Linked DNA regions of Homo sapiens: region 1 is linked to region 2. Evidence: read pairs that join two places in POLR2A ChIA-PET (ENCODE). Cell type or tissue: OCI-LY7. All regions are shown on one strand. Links, peaks and the distances in the headings refer to the core of each region. The heading gives the core; the rest is flanking DNA. Region 1 overlaps TMEM183A (transmembrane protein 183A). Region 2 overlaps BTG2 (BTG anti-proliferation factor 2).

Region 1 (10,057 bases), core at 3,528-6,027, 300 kb before region 2:
TTCTCACCTTTCTCTCTCAACGATGTTTTTTTTCCCCCCTTTCCTGAATGGATGCTGATACCTTGGCTAAGTTGTTTGTATTTCTGGGTGGAGCTGTGTGCCATCTCATTCTCCTTTTATTTTCTTCTAGTAAAATCTCTTTGTGGCTTGGAAGCCTCTCAGGTTCCTGCAGAGGAAGCTCTTTCTGGGGCTGGTGAGCCCTGTGACATCATCGACAGCAGTGATGAGATGGATGCCCAGGAGGAAAGCATCCATGAGAGAACTGTCTCCAGAAAAAAGAAAAGCAAGAGACACAAAGGTATGGAGCTTGTTCTCTTTTGGTTTATTAGACCTGCCTGTGGTGACAAATTGAAGATGTTACTTTCCCAGTAGCACAGGAGGAGATATAAGACGTGATACCAGGAGAGTTTAAAGAAAACTTGGCTCTCCCTAAGAACCTTGGTAGTGGGCCGGGATTTAATACACCTGGGCTTTCTTTTTTCTTTTGTCTGAATTCGAGAGGGAAAGAGATTAGTACGTGTTAGTAGAGTTCTGGAGCTGTGAACTGGACTCTAGTAGCCCTTCATTGAGAACATGTTATTATCAGGTAAAAACCCATAAGGCAATGTGAAAATAAAAGGCCTTTGCATTTCTGGATTTCTGAATGTGTAAGGAAGCAGAGATGTAACCAAAAAATGTTTTCCAAAGTATGTGGATTTTACGTTAACTAGTTTTGTTACACACAAACATAGACATTATCGTGGGCTTTTAAGTGCTCTGCAATTAGTAATGTCTGCTTTATGTCTAATAAGTATTGTGGGAAATAGAAAAGTAGGTGATTTTTTTATATCCTAATGGCAATGAAATGTACACAAATGAAACAAAGAATAATAAACTGATGATAATATAACGTGCCAAACCATCATTCAGATTCTGGGTTTTCCTTCAGACTTAATGAGTCAGAATCTCTTGGGGTGGAACTCAGAATTTTTATTTATTTATTTTTTTGAGACAGGGTTTTGGTCTCTTGCCTGGGCTGGAGTGTAGTGGAAAGATCATGGCACACTGCAGCCTTGACTTCCCAGGCTTAAGCGATCCCCCCATCTTAGCCTTTTGAGTAGCTGGGACTACAGGTGCTATGCCATCATGCCTGCTAATTTTTTCTATTTTTTGTAGAGACAGGGGTCTCACTATGTTGCCTAGGCTAGATTTGAGCTCCTGGGCTCAAGCAGTCCACCCACCTTGGCCTCCCAAAGTGCTGAGATTACAGGCATAAGCTACCATGCTTAGCCCAGAATTTTTAAAGCTAAAGTGGTTCTGATGATCAGCTACGTTTAGGTGAAAGCCGATAAATAATGGTGAGGCCAGGCATGGTGGCTCACGCTTGTAATCCCAACACTTTGGGAGGCTGAGGTGGGCAGATCACAAGGTCAGGAGTTCGAGACCATCCTGGCCATTATGGTGAAACCCTGTCTTTACTAAAAATACAAAAATTAGCTGGGCGTGGTGGTGTGCACCTGTAGTCCCAGCTACCAGGGAGGCTGAGGCAGGAGAATCGCTTGAACCTGGGAGGCGAAGGTAGCAGTGAGCCGAGATTGCATTGCACCACCACATCTCCAGCCTGGTGACAGAGCAAGACTCTGTCTCAAAAAAAAAAAGAAAAAAATAATAGTAAATGATGTATGTATTTTTGGTCTCAGATTTACCAGCACTTTCACCTGTACCTGAGAATCAGATAATAGATATTTTTATTTGTTAAAGTATATTGAAGTAATAAGTTAATGAAATTAATGGTATGATTGCTTTGGAATTATTCTAGTTATTGTTAGTCATATCCCTCTTTTTCAGGATCCCAAAATTAAAACAGGTCGAGCATTCCAAATCTGAAAAGCTCCAAAATTTGAAATTTTTGGAGCAATGACATGATGCTGAAAGGAAATGCTTATTGGAGCACTTTGGATTTCTGATTTTCGATTAGGGCTGCTCGACCAATAAGTACGGTCAAGATATTCCAAAATGCGGGAAAAGCCAAAATCTGAAACACCACTGGTCCTGAGCATTTCTGATAAGGGATACTCAACCAGTATTGACATTCTTCATACTTCTTTGTCCTTAATTTTTCACTTGAAATCGCTACTTATCACCATTCTATTAGGGATTTATCTTCTTGTTGTTTTGGACTTGTTCCACAGAATGGCTTTGACTTAAAACAAAAAATTGAGATAAAATTTATTCCTTTAAAGTGTACAATTCAGTGGTTTTAGCATATTCACAGAGTTGTGCAACCATCAACATGGTCTAAGTTTAGAACATTTCCATTACTCTAAAAAGAAACCCCATACTTATTAGCATCCCTTCTCATTCCAAACCCTCCTCCAGCCCTTGGAAACCACTAATCTACTTTCTGTCTCTACAGACTTACCTATTCTGACATTTCATGTAAATGGAATCATACAATATATAGTCTTTTGCATGTAGCTTCTTTCATTTAGCATAATGTTTTCAAGGTTCATCCATACTATGCATGTATCAGTATCTCATTCTTTTTTATTCCTTTTTATTTGGCTGCTATGAATAATGCTGCTGTGAACATTCATGGACAAGTTTTTCTGTGGACATAGGTTTTTTTAGTTTTGGTTAGATAGGAGTGAAATTGCTGGATTATACAGAAACTCTATGTTTAACTTTTGGAGGAATTGCCAAACTGTTTTCCAAAGTGTGTGCATCGTTTTATATTTCCACCAGCAGTGTATAAGAGTTCCAGTTTCTCTACATCCTTATCAACACTTGTTATTGTCTGACTTTTAAAATTATAATGGATGTGGATTGGTATCTATCTCCTTGTGGTTTTGATTTGCATTTCCCTGATGGCTAATGATATTTGCCCATTTTTAAATTGGGTTATCTTCTTCTTATTATTTTTTTATTTTTTGAGATGGAGTTTCACTCTTGTTGACCAGGCTGGAGTGCAATGTCGTGATTTCGGCTCACTGCAACCTCTGCCTCCCGGGTTCAAGCGATTCTCCTACCTCAGCCTCCCGAGTAGCTGGGATTACAGGCATGCACCACCACGCACAGCTAATTTTTTGTAATTTTTAATAGAGATGGGATTTCTCCATATTGGTCAGGCTGGTCTCGAACTCCAGACCTCCGGTGATCCACCTGCCTCGGCCTCCCAAAGTGTTGGGTTTACAGGTGTGAGCCACCGCACCCGGCTATCTTTTTATTATTGAATTGTAAGACTTCTTTATCTATTCAGATTACTAGTCACTTATCAGATACATGATTTATGGCTTACAGGCACTTAACCATAATTCATATTTTACTTCCTTATTCTACTTTACCTCCATTAGGTTTCTCCATTCCATCAGACTGGTCTTTTTTTTTTTTTTTCTTTTTAAATTTCTTTTTATTTTATTGTTTCAGCAGGTATAATGTATTTTTCTTCTTTTTTTAAAAGCCTTTTTTTTAATGAAACATGTAGAAGAAGAGAGAATAGTCTGATTATAACTCCATATAACTATTCCCTGCTTCAACAATGATCAACTCATGGCTATTAAAAAGTTTTTTTTCTCTTTCTTTTTTTAATTAACATTTTGTTTTTATATGCTGTCAACTCACGGCCATTTTTACTTCAACCATTACCCCCCACTCCATCACACACACACACACACACACACACACACACACACACGGTTATTTTGAAACGGCCATTTTTACTTCAACCATTACTCCCCACTCCATCACACACACACACACACACACACACACACACACACACACACACGGTTATTTTGAAACAATTTCCAGATATACCATCATCTTTGTAAATATTTTAGTAGTTATCTTTTTAAAAATACCATTATCACATCTAAAAGACTTTAACAGTAATTTCTCAATGTTATTAAAATCTTGTTAGACTTTTCTGTTTACTGTTCTCACATGTTTTGCTTTTCTGAGTCCCTTGGTTTCATGTTAGCACTTACTTGACATGCTTTTCCTCTTAACCTATGCCTATCAAAATTCTTCATGTCCTTCATGATTTATCTCCATGAAGCTTTCATTTACTGATTCTATTTCCTTCGTTTTGAAAGCTCTTAATAATTATGTATAAAACACTGACAATTCTTCATTATTTACTAAATTTTGTTTCTAAAGACAGAAAATTTGTAATAGCACTCTGCTTTGTAAAAGTCCTTATGGGTCTCAGTAGAGGAAATTTTTGTTTGTTTTTTTGGTTTTTGTTTCGGTGTTTTGAGACAGGGACTCACTCTGTTGCCCAGGCTGGATTGCAGTGGTGCAGTCATGGCTCACCGCAGCCTCGACATCCTGGGCTTGATTGATCCTTGCACCTCAGCCTCCTGAGTAGCAGAGACTACAGGCATGCACCACCATGGCTGGCTAATTTTTAAGTTTTTTGTAGAGACTGTGTTGCCCAAGCCGATCTCGAACTCCTGGGCTCAAGCCATCCTCCCACCTTGGCCTCCCAAAGCGTTGAGATTACAGGCATGAGCCACTGCACTCAGCCACAATAGAGGAAATTTTAATAGTCGTTTGCCTTCTCTTTCAAAGAGAGAAGAGGTAATGTGGGAGAAAGTGGGGCCTAGACATGGTAGACTGTGTCTTGCATGATTACTGGAGATTATAAGAAGGATAAGAATTAGAAAAGATGATGATGTTTTAGACATATTGGGTCTCTGTTGTGAAGAACCTAACCAAATAACCTGATCTAATCATAGAGCTGTAGGAAGCAGTTAGCTAGAAAAGCGGGGGCAACTTTGGGGAGATGGTGTAGGGGCTTTTTCCCCAGGAAGGAAGAAAGCTGGTCATTTTAGGATAGTTCTATGACTAGGTTTGAAATAAGGGTTAAGGTTAGGATTAGCTCAGATTCAGGTATCTTTACAAAGCATGTGTATTACCTGAACCTGAGAAGTATAGTGGACATCAAGGTCAAGAGAATTAATGCTAATGAGTTCTGGAGAATTAATGCTAATGAGTTCTGAAGAAGGAAGAGATAGGGACACTTTTTTTTTTTTTTGAGATAGAGTTTCACTCTGTCGCCCAGGCTGGAGTGCAGTGGCGCTATCTCGGCTCACTGCAAGCTCCGCCTCCTGGGTTCACGCCATTCTCCTGCCTCAGCCTCCCAAGTAGCTGGAACTACAGGCAGCTGCCACCACGCCCGGCTAATTTTTTTGTATTTTTTAGTAGAGAAGGGGTTTCAGTGTGTTAGCCAGGTTGCTCTCGATCTCCTGACCTCGCGATTCGCCCACCTCGGCCTCCCAAAGTGTTGGGATTACAGGCGTGAGCCACCGTGCCCGGCCTAAGTGCCATCTCAGCTCACTGCAACCTCCACCTCCTGGTTCAAGCGATTCTCCTGCCTCAGCCTCCCACGTAGCTGGATTACAGGCACGTGCCACCACGCCCAGCTAATTTTTGTATTTTTAGTAGAGATGGAGTTTCACCATGTTGGCCAGGATGGTCTCGATCTCTTGACCTCGTGATCTGCCTGCCTTGGCCTCCCAAAGTGCTGGGATTACAGGCGTGAGCCACTACGCCCGGCCTGCCTATACCATCTTAAAGTCAATTTTGTTTTTTTTCCTGACTGAAAATGTTTAGTGGGTGGAGACTTAAACCATGAGCAGGGCTTAATAGCATAAAGCTGGAATTCGGAGTCGGAAACTCTTGGTTCTATTTCCCTTGACTGAGTGGCAAGGTTTTGTTTTCTTATTAGTAAAATGGGCGCAATAATATTTTTCTTATTCCATTGAAGAATTATTAGAGTTGAATGATACAACGTGTGCAAAGGCACTTTTGAAACTTCAAAATGATGGTCAGGTGCAGTGGCTCACGCCAGTAATCCCAGCACTTTGGGAGGCCAAGGCGGGTGGATCACTTGAGGCCAGGAGTTCGAGACCAGCCTGGTCAACATGGTGAAACCCCATCCCTACTAAAAATACAAAAATTTGCTGGGTGCGGTGGAGTGTGCCTGTAGTCCTAGCTACTCTGGTGGCTGAGGCATGAGAATTGCTTGAAACCAGGAGGCGGAGGTTGTATTGAGCTGAGATTGCACCACTGCATTCTAGCCTGGGCACCACTGCATTCCAGCCTGGGCAACAGAGTGAGACTCTGTCCCAAAAAAAAAAAGTTAAACTTCAAAATGGTATCGCCAATAGTTGTTAAATAAAGGCCTTAAGAACAAAACCTATTTACTTGGGCAACAGGAGGTAAAAGTTTCCAGCAGCTAGGATGAGCAGGAAATGATAAGTTTGAGGGGTTTCCTTGGACCTATTTAAAACCATTTTCTTAACTGTGCAATCAATCCTTGGGAGAAATGAAATTATCGAGTATCTTTAGATATGGTGTAGAAGATCAGAGATTATTCTTTTTTTTGTTTCAGAAGAACTGGACGGGGCTGGAGGAGAAGAGTATCCCATGGATATTTGGCTATTGCTGGCCTCCTATATCCGTCCTGAGGACATTGTGAATTTTTCCCTGATTTGTAAGAATGCCTGGACTGTCACTTGCACTGCTGCCTTTTGGACCAGGTTGTACCGAAGGTGCGACCACAGAGAGCTCACTCTTTTATCTGTGTGGCTGATTTCATTACTGTTTGTGATTTGGAGCTACTCACTGGATGGTGACCTCTTTTCACTTTCTCTACTCCATGTCTGGGCATGACCCAGCTTTGGACTCCTTGAGCCCCTCTCTAATTTAAATTTGATATTATTAATTATCCAGGTAATTGTCTTCCGTGTGGTTGCCTCCTTCCCCACTCCAGTATCCACTTTCAGCAAAACGTCTTGCTTCAAGTCCCAGATAGAAGAGTCTTTGACTTTTCTTCAGAGGCTTATTTTAGCTAGAATGTTTAAAGCTACAGATGCCTATCTGCTCATCTTTCCAGCTGGATTAGGTGTTGCTTAGATTTGCTAGTTGTCTTTAAGTATTACACAGTTTTTGTATTTATGCAGCCTTATGTATAGTTGTAGTGGTGAGGAGTAGGCAAATTATATGATTAGTAAAAGGGCTAGTTTTTGATGCTAGGTATGGAAGTGTAGTGACAATTGTAAACTGTCAGGCTGTGGTGGGAAGGAATGTTGAAGTAGAAAGGAGTGGAGAACTCACTGTGAGATCTGACTGGAGAACCTGGTGGCTCTTCGCCAGTATAGGTTCCTCCAGGACAGGTTCTTTTTGAGCAGCTAAAGCATAATATACCGATACCAATTCAGAGTTTGCTCTTTTGTTCAGTGAAAAAGTGAGGACTTCAACTTTAAAAATGGATGGAGAACTGCCGGATTACAAGGCAAAGACGTAAAAGTCGCCAAGAGGTCAAGTAGCACTGGGGACAGGCTATCTACTGGCCAGTGGAATAGTGCAGTAAAGTTCATACAGAGACCAGGAGTCTTAGAAAACTGACCTAGAGCAGGAGAGACAGGTCACATATTGGTAGGAGTAATGTGTCATGTTTCAGGCACTACACGCTGGATGCTTCCCTGCCTTTGCGTCTGCGACCAGAGTCAATGGAGAAGCTGCGCTGTCTCCGGGCTTGTGTGATCCGATCTCTGTACCATATGTATGAGCCATTTGCTGCTCGAATCTCCAAGAATCCAGCCATTCCAGAAAGCACCCCCAGCACATTAAAGAATTCCAAAGTAAGTGAGAATTTGTGTTGGGGTTTGACTAATGAACTCTTGTATGGTAGGCCTGTTATCATGGCTTGTCTCCAGCTTCCTTGATGGGGAGGGGTGTAGGTCCCAGGCTGCTAGGGGACTAATGTAAACTTCAGGGCTCAGAGATTTCACTTCTCCAAGACCTTTCTGCTGTGCTGGCTGGCTTATCTTACCTTAAAGCTTTCTGGTGCTTTTAGTGTATTCCTTATTCTTTTTATTTTAATGTATTTGCATACATTGTACATTGGACCACTCTAGATATAATGGTTTTGATGGTTTGGGCTAGGAAGAGCATAACTCAAATGGTAGACGTATGCTGTAATTTTTAAGAGGGGCTTTAAATCACAGTACAGAGGTATAACATGAACATCTCACTATTTTTCTCTTTCTAATGCAACCTTGACATCAGGGATTCCCCTTTATTGTTGACCTCCTTAAGGATTCTGGTGTAGACTTGACTTCTGTAGCATTTGGAAGTGCCCTGTGCCAGGCTATTGCCCGGCTCTGGTAGGTCATCTCATAGACTATAAGGTACCCTGATTCATAAACCTTAGTTCTCTCAAGTTCTTTCTGTGTTCTAGGCTCTTTTTATCTCAGGATTTCCCTGATATTTTATATTCACATATTTATATTCAAGTTTCTGTCATTCTTCTGATTTGTAAATATGTCTACTAGCCTTTGGTCCATTCTCTCTTTTTCTCCTACCTGATGAAATTACTAAATCACCTTTGGCAAACAAGGTTACTCTGTTCCTACCCCAAATCTGATGTTCCATAGCATTTCCCATTCTCTTGTAGTTTGTTTTTATGGTATTGCACATTATATAATGATTCTTCTCCCCTAGTTTAGCTCTAGGGTGATCATATCCTACCTAATACATATTAATTAAAAGGGTACTTTTGATTTCGAGATTATCGAGGTTCCCCCCAGCCTTGTAAACTGAGGTGGTCAGGGCTGTTGGCTGAGCTCAATTTAATATCATGCTAACTGGTGGATTTAGAGAAGGAGTAGAATGCCGGGAGAGTAGAATTTCACCCAGCAGCTGCTTCTGCTTGTAATATGAGTGGACAGTGTATCTTCTCACATTTACAGTGTCCCTTTCCCCCAAAACATTTGATAGTATCAGATTAACTGTGGTGAGCATGGGGATCATCCCAAAGTTAGCCATGCCAGGAGTGAATCAATTGCTGGGGGCAGAGCAGCATTGGGCAAACTCCTCATGCTTGACACATCTTAGCGGCTCCAGTGCACAATGCAAGTGCTACTGCCTAAATTCTAAAATACCCCTATCTTCATATTCTTATCATTGTCTATTAATTTTTTTAAAGTGGACTGTAAAAAGCCAAAGTAGAATGAAAACTAAGGTCTTAATCCAGATAGTAAGCCCAGGCCATCTGGCTGCTGCTTTTGTGCCTTGTTAGAGATCTTCTGAAGAGGGTATGGGGCCTGCAGTGGCAGATATCCCGTGCATGGCCTTGCCACTTGTATACCCATGATTGCGTGGCATTCAGGGAGTTGCCAGCATGCCTAAAGGAAGTTGTCCCATGTTTCTGGACTCTAGCTTTTCGTATTTGATTCCCCCTCTCTCTCTTTTCAGTAGCATAGCTTGTGTGGGACACTGGAGCCGTTGTGATGGCAGCAGAAGTGTTTTCCCCTTAAAGCCAAGCCCATTAATTTTGATGGAACAGCAGGACGTACAGGGCATGTCTGAAGGGCAGGACAGCTGGCACGGCGGACGACCCACCCCTTATCCCCTGGGAGGTACTTCACTTCTTGTGCTTAACCCTAGCTGTAGCCTGACTTTCACTGAGGGGCTTATTCTAGACAGAATTCAGCCTAGCTCTGTAGTTTCCTTACTGGCTGTCTGCTCCCAGAAGGTCCTGAGCAGTTTGCTTCTATTATAGGGCCAGCCCTCTCTGCCTACCTTATGGCCTTGTATCATCTTGCCTGGTGGCTGCTGGCTCTCCTTACATTTTAATGTAGAGGATTAGCCTGCTGAATCAGAGAGGATGCTCCAGTCTCTAGATACCATGTTTCTGTCTTTGAAGATAAGACAATAGGAGTTGATGTCAGTAGCCTCTGAGGTTGACTTATATTGGTCCCTCCTGTCCTTATTGAACAGCCCTGGGATTGTCCGTTTTTATGTTGCACCAGTGTCAACTTGGGGGTCTATCTGTGCCAAAGTAAAATCTCAGCATTGGGACCGTGGCTGGCTTTAGAGCTGTCAAACAGAAAGGTTTTTGGTGATTATTTTGGTTGTAGTGTATTTTGATTTTTTTCTTTTTCTTTTTCTTGGTTTATTTTATTTTTACTTTCTTATAGTGCTTACTTTTCTGGTGCAGAAAGATTGTTGGGAACAGACAGGAACCAATGTGGGAATTCAACTTCAAGTTCAAAAAACAGGTACGTGG
Region 2 (10,057 bases), core at 4,939-7,438:
CGTGCTCATGCTGCCGTGACAACAGGCCACCACATACCTCAACCTGGGGAACTGTATTTTTAAATGAAGAGCTATTTATATATATTATTTTTTTTTAAGAAAGGAGGAAAAGAAACCAAAAGTTTTTTTTAAGAAAAAAAATCCTTCAAGGGAGCTGCTTGGAAGTGGCCTCCCCAGGTGCCTTTGGAGAGAACTGTTGCGTGCTTGAGTCTGTGAGCCAGTGTCTGCCTATAGGAGGGGGAGCTGTTAGGGGGTAGACCTAGCCAAGGAGAAGTGGGAGACGTTTGGCTAGCACCCCAGGAAGATGTGAGAGGGAGCAAGCAAGGTTAGCAACTGTGAACAGAGAGGTCGGGATTTGCCCTGGGGGAGGAAGAGAGGCCAAGTTCAGAGCTCTCTGTCTCCCCCAGCCAGACACCTGCATCCCTGGCTCCTCTATTACTCAGGGGCATTCATGCCTGGACTTAAACAATACTATGTTATCTTTTCTTTTATTTTTCTAATGAGGTCCTGGGCAGAGAGTGAAAAGGCCTCTCCTGATTCCTACTGTCCTAAGCTGCTTTTCTTGAAATCATGACTTGTTTCTAATTCTACCCTCAGGGGCCTGTAGATGTTGCTTTCCAGCCAGGAATCTAAAGCTTTGGGTTTTCTGAGGGGGGGGAGGAGGGAACTGGAGGTTATTGGGGTTAGGATGGAAGGGAACTCTGCACAAAACCTTTGCTTTGCTAGTGCTGCTTTGTGTGTATGTGTGGCAAATAATTTGGGGGTGATTTGCAATGAAATTTTGGGACCCAAAGAGTATCCACTGGGGATGTTTTTTGGCCAAAACTCTTCCTTTTGGAACCACATGAAAGTCTTGATGCTGCTGCCATGATCCCTTTGAGAGGTGGCTCAAAAGCTACAGGGAACTCCAGGTCCTTTATTACTGCCTTCTTTTCAAAAGCACAACTCTCCTCTAACCCTCCCCTCCCCCTTCCCTTCTGGTCGGGTCATAGAGCTACCGTATTTTCTAGGACAAGAGTTCTCAGTCACTGTGCAATATGCCCCCTGGGTCCCAGGAGGGTCTGGAGGAAAACTGGCTATCAGAACCTCCTGATGCCCTGGTGGGCTTAGGGAACCATCTCTCCTGCTCTCCTTGGGATGATGGCTGGCTAGTCAGCCTTGCATGTATTCCTTGGCTGAATGGGAGAGTGCCCCATGTTCTGCAAGACTACTTGGTATTCTTGTAGGGCCGACACTAAATAAAAGCCAAACCTTGGGCACTGTTTTTTCTCCCTGGTGCTCAGAGCACCTGTGGGAAAGGTTGCTGTCTGTCTCAGTACAATCCAAATTTGTCGTAGACTTGTGCAATATATACTGTTGTGGGTTGGAGAAAAGTGGAAAGCTACACTGGGAAGAAACTCCCTTCCTTCAATTTCTCAGTGACATTGATGAGGGGTCCTCAAAAGACCTCGAGTTTCCCAAACCGAATCACCTTAAGAAGGACAGGGCTAGGGCATTTGGCCAGGATGGCCACCCTCCTGCTGTTGCCCCTTAGTGAGGAATCTTCACCCCACTTCCTCTACCCCCAGGTTCTCCTCCCCACAGCCAGTCCCCTTTCCTGGATTTCTAAACTGCTCAATTTTGACTCAAAGGTGCTATTTACCAAACACTCTCCCTACCCATTCCTGCCAGCTCTGCCTCCTTTTCAACTCTCCACATTTTGTATTGCCTTCCCAGACCTGCTTCCAGTCTTTATTGCTTTAAAGTTCACTTTGGGCCCACAGACCCAAGAGCTAATTTTCTGGTTTGTGGGTTGAAACAAAGCTGTGAATCACTGCAGGCTGTGTTCTTGCATCTTGTCTGCAAACAGGTCCCTGCCTTTTTAGAAGCAGCCTCATGGTCTCATGCTTAATCTTGTCTCTCTTCTCTTCTTTATGATGTTCACTTTAAAAACAACAAAACCCCTGAGCTGGACTGTTGAGCAGGCCTGTCTCTCCTATTAAGTAAAAATAAATAGTAGTAGTATGTTTGTAAGCTATTCTGACAGAAAAGACAAAGGTTACTAATTGTATGATAGTGTTTTTATATGGAAGAATGTACAGCTTATGGACAAATGTACACCTTTTTGTTACTTTAATAAAAATGTAGTAGGATAAACTTGTGTGGTGTAGAGAAGTTAAAATCCTCACGTTGTACATTTGTGTTTCCCTTTCAGATCCAAATCCTTTCTTTGTGTTTAATAGTATTTCTCCTCACTTGCACTCAGACAATCTATAGCATGTGGGTGGTATAAAAGAAAAATCTGGTTGTATGGCTGGGCCATTTCCAAGCATCCCCTCTTTCCTGGAAAGTAGCTCCTTACTTCCCTCCGTTTTGTTTGTTTGTTTGTTTGTTTTGAGACAGTTTTGTCACTCAGGCTGGAGTGCAGTGGTGCAATCTCAGCTCATTGCAACCTCTGCCTCCTGGGCTCAAATAATTCTCCCACCTCTGCCTCTTGAGTAGCTGAGATTGCAGGCATGTGCCATCAGGCCCAGCTGATTTTTGTATTTTTTGTAGGGACGGGGTTTTGCCATGTTGTCCAGGCTGGTCTCAAACTCCTAAGTTCAAGTGATCCCCCTGCCTCTGCCTCCGAAAGTGCTGGGATTACAGGCGTGAGCCACCGCGCCCAACCTACTTCCACCTTTAATGAGGATTCTAATTTCCCTGTGAAGATGCTAGAAGTAACAGGGTTCTAGTCTGAACATTCCCTAGTCTAGCCAGATCTCCATCTTATGCATCTTGTTTTTGATAGTCGTTCATTTCATTCATTCATTCATTCAGTCAGTTATTCATTTAGCAAGCATGTATTGTCAGTAAGTGCTAGGCACTGAACTTATTAAAAATCCTTGAGACACAGCCTGTCTCACAGACCAGGGTTTGGTAAGCAGCGGGTAATGAACTCCTTCCCAGGCTAAGGCAGGATTGTTGGCAATTCCCAGAAAAGGTGCTCTTGTCATCTCTGGGGCTGTCATTTGCTATCCACCATACTTGTCTTGTTAGACAAGAGCAGCTAGGCCTCAGGATCTATGCACTGGAGCTGAATGCCAATGCTACAGGTTAGCTAGAGAGCAGCTACTTCTGACAGCAAACACTGGAGTGAGAGCCAAAAGTTTGTTACCAATTTGTAACTCCCTTTGGTTACATGCAAGGAAATAACAGTTTTTATCTTCCCTGACTTTTGAGTTCTTTCCATGAGATTTTTGACACAAGCCCAGAGTTTCCCACTGAGGGCAAGTACATTCCCAGCCTGGTCTAGTTTTTTCTTGGCTGTAGGTGAGCTGTATTTATTTGTTTATTTATTTATTTCTTTTCTTTTCTTTTTTGAGACGTAGTCTCACTCGCTCTTGTCGTCCAGGCTGGAGTGCAGTAGTACGATCTTGGCTCACTGCAACCTCCGCCTTCCGGGTTCAAGTGATTCTCCTGCCTCAGCCTCTGGAGTAGCTGGGATTACAGATGCCTGCCACCATGCCTGGCTAATTTTTGTACTTTTAGTAGAGACGGGGTTTCACCATGTTAGCCAGGATGGTCTCGAACTCCTGACCTGAGGTGATCCACCCTCCTCGGCCTCCCAAAGTGCTGGGATTACAGGTGTGAGCCACCGCAGCTGGCGGTGACCTGTATTTAAACTAAACTTTACACATGTTGCTTCATATACAGTGACAACTCCCCCAACTTCATTTCTTACCTCCATGACCTTTATCAACAAACATACAGTTTTCCCTAGATGTGCTATGTTGGAAGTAGCCCAGGGAGGCTGTGTGTGCTATGCCTGTGTTGAGTGAGGAGGGTAGGGGAGCCAGGGATGGGGTTAGGGAAGGCCAGGTCATCTGTATCATAAATAGAATTTGGTTAAGACTCATTGTATCAAGGGGTTGTTACTGAAAGGAGTAGTCCCATTTTTATTTGTAGCTTCTGAAATAAATGTCCTAGACACTTGTTTAAAAAGACCTACTTTTTTGGATGTAAGGACAGGGTTAGTTAGGGTTGAGGAATTTTTGCCCACCCTCTTTTGAGTGTATGGTACAAAGTCAGCATCTATCTTCCTGATTCCTAAAAGGCCTAGCTCATGAAGGATATTTCCTTGTTTAGTGGAAAGCCTGAAATTCGGGGAAGGTTGTCTGGAGACTGAGGGGACCCTTCACCCACGTGTGTCTTCAAGTCAGGGAAGCCACAGCATGGCAGATTCACCTCAGGGCCACTCTCGGCTGTTGGTAAACTAGTAGTCCCTCAATTTACATGAGAGGGTTCTGTGGTCAAGCAATGTGTTTTCTTTTTTGATATGAACCAATTTCAGTAGAACTGGAGCATACCCATTGGCTACCTGGGGTTACAGGGGCTCTGGCCTGAAATTGCTTGAAGAGTTGCAGTTGGTGGCTTTCATGTGTTCAGGGACTAGGCATTGGTTGGTCTGTTCTGCTTCCATCTTCTCCACTTGGTAAGCAGTGCCAGCCTGGGAGACCTGTGGTCAGTCAGCTGTTTTTGAATGATAATGCACCTCCCCAGAGAGTGTAGACAAGGCTCTGCATGCTGCAGATTAAGAGCCCATCCTGGATCCTGATAAGGAGTTCTGGGTGGAGGAGTCCTTGGTGCTGCAACAAACAAGTCCCAGGAGGAAGAAACCCACTTCTGTAGGCCTGACTCCTGTAAGGAGCCTTTGGTAAGGAAGGTGAGGACTCAGGTGTCCTGGCTTCCAGGCCAACACAGCATCCCTGGCCCAACAAAGATTGGTGCAACAGAAAGAGTTCTGGACTGGGAGGAAGAATGTATGGGTTGTGGTCCTGGTACTTCTTAACTAGCCATGTGAGTCTGGACAAGCTCCTCAGCTTTTCTGTCTTAAAAATTAGGGAGTTGGCTGGGTGCAGTGGCTCATGCCTGTAATCCCAGCACTTTGGGAGGCCGAGGCAGATGGATCACTTGAGGCCAAGAGCTCAAGACCAGCCTGGCCAACATGGTGAAACCCTGTCTCTACTAAAAATACAAAAATTAGTCAGGTGTAGTGGTGCGTGCCTGTAGTCCCAGCTACTTGGGAGGCTGAGGCAACAGAATCACTTGAACCCGGGAGGCAGAGGTTGTAGTAGCCGAGATTGAGCCACTGCACTGTAGCCTGGGCGACAAAGCAAGACTCCGTCTTAAAAAACAAAAAAAAAAAACTGGGAATGGTGGCTCATGCCTGTAATCTCAGCATTTTGGGAGGCTGAGGTGGGCGAATCACGAGGTCAGGAGTTCGAGACCAGCCCGGCCAACATGGTGAAACCCCGTCTCTACTAAAAATACAAAAAATTAGCTGGGCATAGTGGCGGGTGCATGTAATCCCAGCTACTTGAGGCAGGAGAATCACTTGAACCCGGGAGGCCAAGGTTGCAGTAAGCCAAGATTGCGCCACTGCACTCACTCCAGCCCGGGCAACAGAGTGAGACGCCGTTTAAAAAAAAAAAAAAAAAAAAAAATTAGAGTTTTGGATTAAATGACCTACGTTCTTTTCTTTGGCTATTTATTTATTTATTTATTTATTGAGACAAGGTTGCACTCTGTTGCTCAGGCTGTAGTATAGTGGTATGATCACAGCTCACTGCGGCCTTCATCTCCGAGGCTCAGGTGATCCCCCTGCCTCAGCTTCCCAAGTAGCTGGGACTACAGGTGTGAGCCACCTCTCCTGGCTAATTTTTTGTTATTTTTTTTAGAGATGGGGTCTTGCTATGTTGCCTGGGCTGGTCTCAAACTCCTGGCGTCAAGTAATCCTCCTGTCTTAGCCTCCCAAACTGCTGGGATTACGGTTCTTGCCCAGCCTTTTTCAGCTTTTGATTCTAAATCATCCATCCCCATTATACTGCCAATCACTGGGGGGGCAAATTAGCACCATTATTATCATTATTTTCAATTAGTTGAACTGAAAGGTAAGGTAATTTGGGCTGAGAAGTACAGTAATTAATAATCTTTTGCTTGGGTCAGACTCCTGCCTGTTAAGGTTTCAGTTTGCAAACACTGTGAAGCAGTACTACAAAGAGGTTAGGAGCTCAGGCTCTGGTGTTAGGCTCCCTAGGGAGGTTTAATCTCAGCTCTACCACCCACCTATCCACTGTGCAACCTGGTGGCTAGTGACTTTAGCCAAGCCTCAATTTCCCCCTTTGTAAAATGGAATGAAGAATATAACCAACTTAAAAATGTTGTTACGAAGATTAAATGAGAGCCATAATCTACTTATAATTGTCCTGGCACAGGTAAGTACTCGATAAAAAGAGAATACTTGTTCTTTCTTTCTTTTTCTTTTCTTTTCTTTTTTTTTTTTTTGAAACAGAGTTTCGTTCTTGTTGCTCAGGCTGGAGTGCAGTGGCATGATCTCTGGTCACTGCAACCTCTGCCACCTCGGTTCAAGAGATTCTCCTGCCTCACATGGGCAAGGACTTCATGACCAAAACACAAAAAGCAATGGCAACAAAAACCAAAATAGACAAATGGGATCTAATTAAACTAAAGAGCTTCTGCACAGCGAAAGAAACTACCATCAGAGTGAACAGGCAACCTACAGAATGGGAGAAAATTTTTGCAATCTACTCATGTGACAAAGGGCTAATATCCAGAATCTACAAAGAACTCAAACAAATTTACAAGAAAAAACCCCATCAAAAAGTGGGCAAAGGATATGAACAGACACGTCTCAAAAGAAGACATTTATGCAGCCAACAGACACATAAAAAAATGCTCATTATCACTGGTCATCAGAGAAATGGAAATCAAAACCACAATGAGATACCATCTCATGCCAGTTAGAATGGCAATCATAAAGTCAGGAAACAACAGATGCTGGAGAGGATGTGGAGAAATAGGAATGCTTTTGCACTGTTGGTGGGAGTGTAAATTAGTTCAACCATTGTGGAAGACAGTGTGGCGATTCCTCAAGGATCTAGAACTAGAATTACCATTTGACCCAGCAATCCCACTACTGGGTATATACCCAAAGGATTATAAATCATGCTACTATAAAGACACATGCACATGTATGTTTATTGCGGCACTGTTCACAATAGCAAAGACTTGGAACCAACCCAAATGTGCATCAATGATAGACTGGATTAAGAAAATGTGGCACATATACACCATGGAATACTATGCAGCCATAAAAAAGGATGAATTCATGTCCTTTGCAGAGACATGGATGAAGCTGGGAACTATCATTCTCAGCAAACTGTCACAAGGACAGGAAGCCAAACACCGCATGTTCTCACTCATAGGTGGGAACTGAACAATGAGATCACTTGGACACAGGGTAGGGAACATCACACACTGGGGCCTGTCAGGGGGTGGGGGACTGGGGGAGGGATAGCATTAGGAAAAATACCTAATGTAAAAGATGAGTTGATGGGTGCAGCAAACCAACATAGCACATGTATACTTATATAACAAACCTGCACGTTGTGCACATGTACCCTAGAACTTAAAGTATAATAATAAAAAAAAACCTTAAAAAAAAAAGAGAGATTCTCCTGCCTCAGCCTCCTGAATAGCTGGGATTACAGGTGCTGCAACTATGCCCAGCTAATTTTTATATTTTAAGTAGAGATGGGGTTTCACCATGTTGGCCAGGCTGGAATCGAACTCCTGACTCAGGTAATCCACCCACCTCAGCCTCCCAAAGTGCTAGGATTACAGGCGTGAGCCACCATGCCCGGCCTGAGAATAGAAATAACCCCATCTCCTTAAGGACTCTGAAGAGGGTCCTAAAGTGAAAGATCCTAAAATGAAGAAGAACACTCTGGCATACTTCTAACTGGAAGGAAATCATTCTTAAAATCATAGCACCTACTAGTACCTTCAAGAATGGCTACAGCTGGCTGAGTATGGTGGCTCACGCCTGTAATCCTAGCACTTTGGGAGGCCAAGGCTGATGGATCATGAGGTCAGGAGGTCGAGACCAGCCTGATCAACATGGTGAAACCCCGTCTCTACTAAAAATACAAAAATTAGCTGGGTGGTGGCACGCACCTGTCATCCCAGCTACTCAGGAGGCTGAGGCAGGAGAATCTCTTGAACCTGGGAGGTGGAGGTTGCAGTGAGCTGAGACCTCACCAGTGCACTCCAGCCTGGACGACAGAGTGAGACTCCATCTCAAAAAAAAAAAAAAGAAAGAAAAAAAGAATGGCTACAGATAACACCATCCGAGCAGCCTGTGGCCTCTCCCCTACAAAGATGATTTTCAATCCTTTGTTTAAAAACATGCACAGGGCCAGGCGTGGTGACTCATGACTGTAATCCCAGCACTTTGGGATGCCGAGGCCAGCGGATCACAAGGTCAGGAGTTTGAGACCAGCCTGGCCAAAATGGTGAAATCCCGTCTCTAATAAAAATACAAAAATTAGCCGGGCGTGGTGGCGCATGCCTAATCATCCCAGCTACTCAGGAGGCTGAGGCAGGAGAATTGCTTGAACCTGGGAGGAGGAGGTTGCAGGGAGCTGAGATCGTACCACTGCACTCCAGCTTGGGTAACAGAGCAAGACTCCGTCTCGAAAATAAAAAAAAAAGAAAAATTAAAAATTAAAAAAAACATGCACAGGCCAGGCATGGAGGCTCACGCCTATAATCCCAGCATTTTGGGAGGCCATGACAGGTGGATTACTTGAGCCCAGGAGTTTGAGACCAGCCCAGGCAACATAGTGAGACGACATCTCTACAAATAATACAAATAATAAAAATAAAAAACATGCACAGCCCAGGCTGTGGCAAAGAAAATATGCACAATACAAAAGCCCTTCCTGGGTCATATGTAGCCTACAGTAGGGACTCTAAAAGTACCTGCTGAATTAATGATTGATAACTGAATGAACTCATGTCTGACCTCTGTCATTCTTGCAGAAATGTACGGTATCCTTGCTAGGCATCTGACCTCGGTGGGCCACGGGGCAACTTTGACCCATTGGCTCCACTGGTCTGCTTGTGGATTAATACCAAACTGGGCTATGTGCTCATTTACACACAAAGTGGATGGGGAAAGTTTTCTAATAGCAGCTTTACTTACCTCCACTCAGCCCATCTGTGGAGTACACCCACAGGTTCTCCCTTCCCAGAAGAGAAATAAATGGAGAAGCTAAGAAGGGCAGGGCCAAGCTCTCTGGCTTTTTCTCCACACCACTTCTTTGCAGAGCTGGCAAGAAAAACGTTTGAGCTCAGTCTAAGAGGCTACCAGGGCCCTGGATAAGGATCTTATACAAACGAGTATGCCCTGGATACGCAGCCAATCCTTTCCCCTGATGTGAGCCTGGTTCTCTGGGCCCCAGCAGCTTCAAGCCATTTTGTTCCCATTGGCTCTGCCATTCTCCACCCTCATTCCTATAAACAAGAATGAACCTTGATTCAACTCTTGTCCAGTAAACTGCACAGGCTGCCTAGAGCATATCAGATAAGAAGAGGTAATAGCTGGGTGAGTTTGGAGCAAGAACTGCTTTACTTAACATCACTATCAGGGAAGGGCCATTTAAAATTCGATGGGCAGGGGAGTGAGGGTGGGACCAGGCAGTAGATAAGTGAGGCTGGCTGGACAAAAGCCATGGTAAACTTGAGGAGTGAGCTCAAACCTTGTCTGAACAGAGCCTCTGTTCCTTAGCTTCAGTCCACTGCAATCATGAGGCCAGTGATTTCAGATATGGTAATTTTCAAGAGCAGCCTGAAATGTAGATGTTTATTTGACATTTCCCTAAACTCTAATCATGGCAACTAATTTTTTGAAAGTGCTAAAGGCTGTTTTTTTAAAAGTACATATCTGCATGTGCTCTCAACTTGTGGCCTATGATGTACCTGGGGCCACCTGGGAATGGGATGTAGGGGTTTTCAACCCTATCCCCCAAGCTAGGAGTGAGTCTCTGCATTGAGGACCTCAGTGGAAGGCTGTCCCTATGGCCACAATCTCTAAGAAGGAGCATTCTGGCATGTTCCTGATAGAAATGAGGGCACACAAGGGGCCTCTTCACCCCTAAAATTAGATAAAAAGCAGCGCTCCCCACCTTCAACTGGTGGTACCCGTTAAACTTGTGCTTGGGACGGCAGCCTC

The links. ChIA-PET counts read pairs that join two places held together with the same protein. Peaks named below come from ENCODE experiments on the same cell type or tissue, not always from the same donor. Only the 100,000 strongest peaks of a DNase experiment are listed, where the experiment ranks them.
Region 1: POLR2A ChIA-PET joins it to region 2 with 5 read pairs; 9 of 35 experiments call an interaction of 5 or more read pairs at or near these places.

What each region holds. Positions count from the first base shown.
Region 1 is chr1:203,008,513-203,018,569 of GRCh38, forward strand. It overlaps TMEM183A (transmembrane protein 183A), which reads left to right. Exons shown (of 8, transcript NM_138391.6): 3 at 131-298; 4 at 6,377-6,536; 5 at 7,448-7,628; 6 at 9,969-10,049. Among named protein-coding and RNA genes, the nearest start is that of TMEM183A, 6.2 kb to the left of the region's middle. In OCI-LY7, for the core only: no CTCF peak of the experiment used is centred there; no DNase peak of the experiment used is centred there.
Region 2 is chr1:203,307,467-203,317,523 of GRCh38, forward strand. BTG2 (BTG anti-proliferation factor 2) reads left to right here. Exons shown (of 2, transcript NM_006763.3): 2 at 1-2,136. Among named protein-coding and RNA genes, the nearest start is that of BTG2, 7.0 kb to the left of the region's middle. RefSeq lists enhancers at 1-272, 273-1,215 and a cis regulatory region at 4,219-4,814. In OCI-LY7, for the core only: no CTCF peak of the experiment used is centred there; a DNase peak (open chromatin) is centred at 6,035; H3K27ac peaks cover 1,306 bases.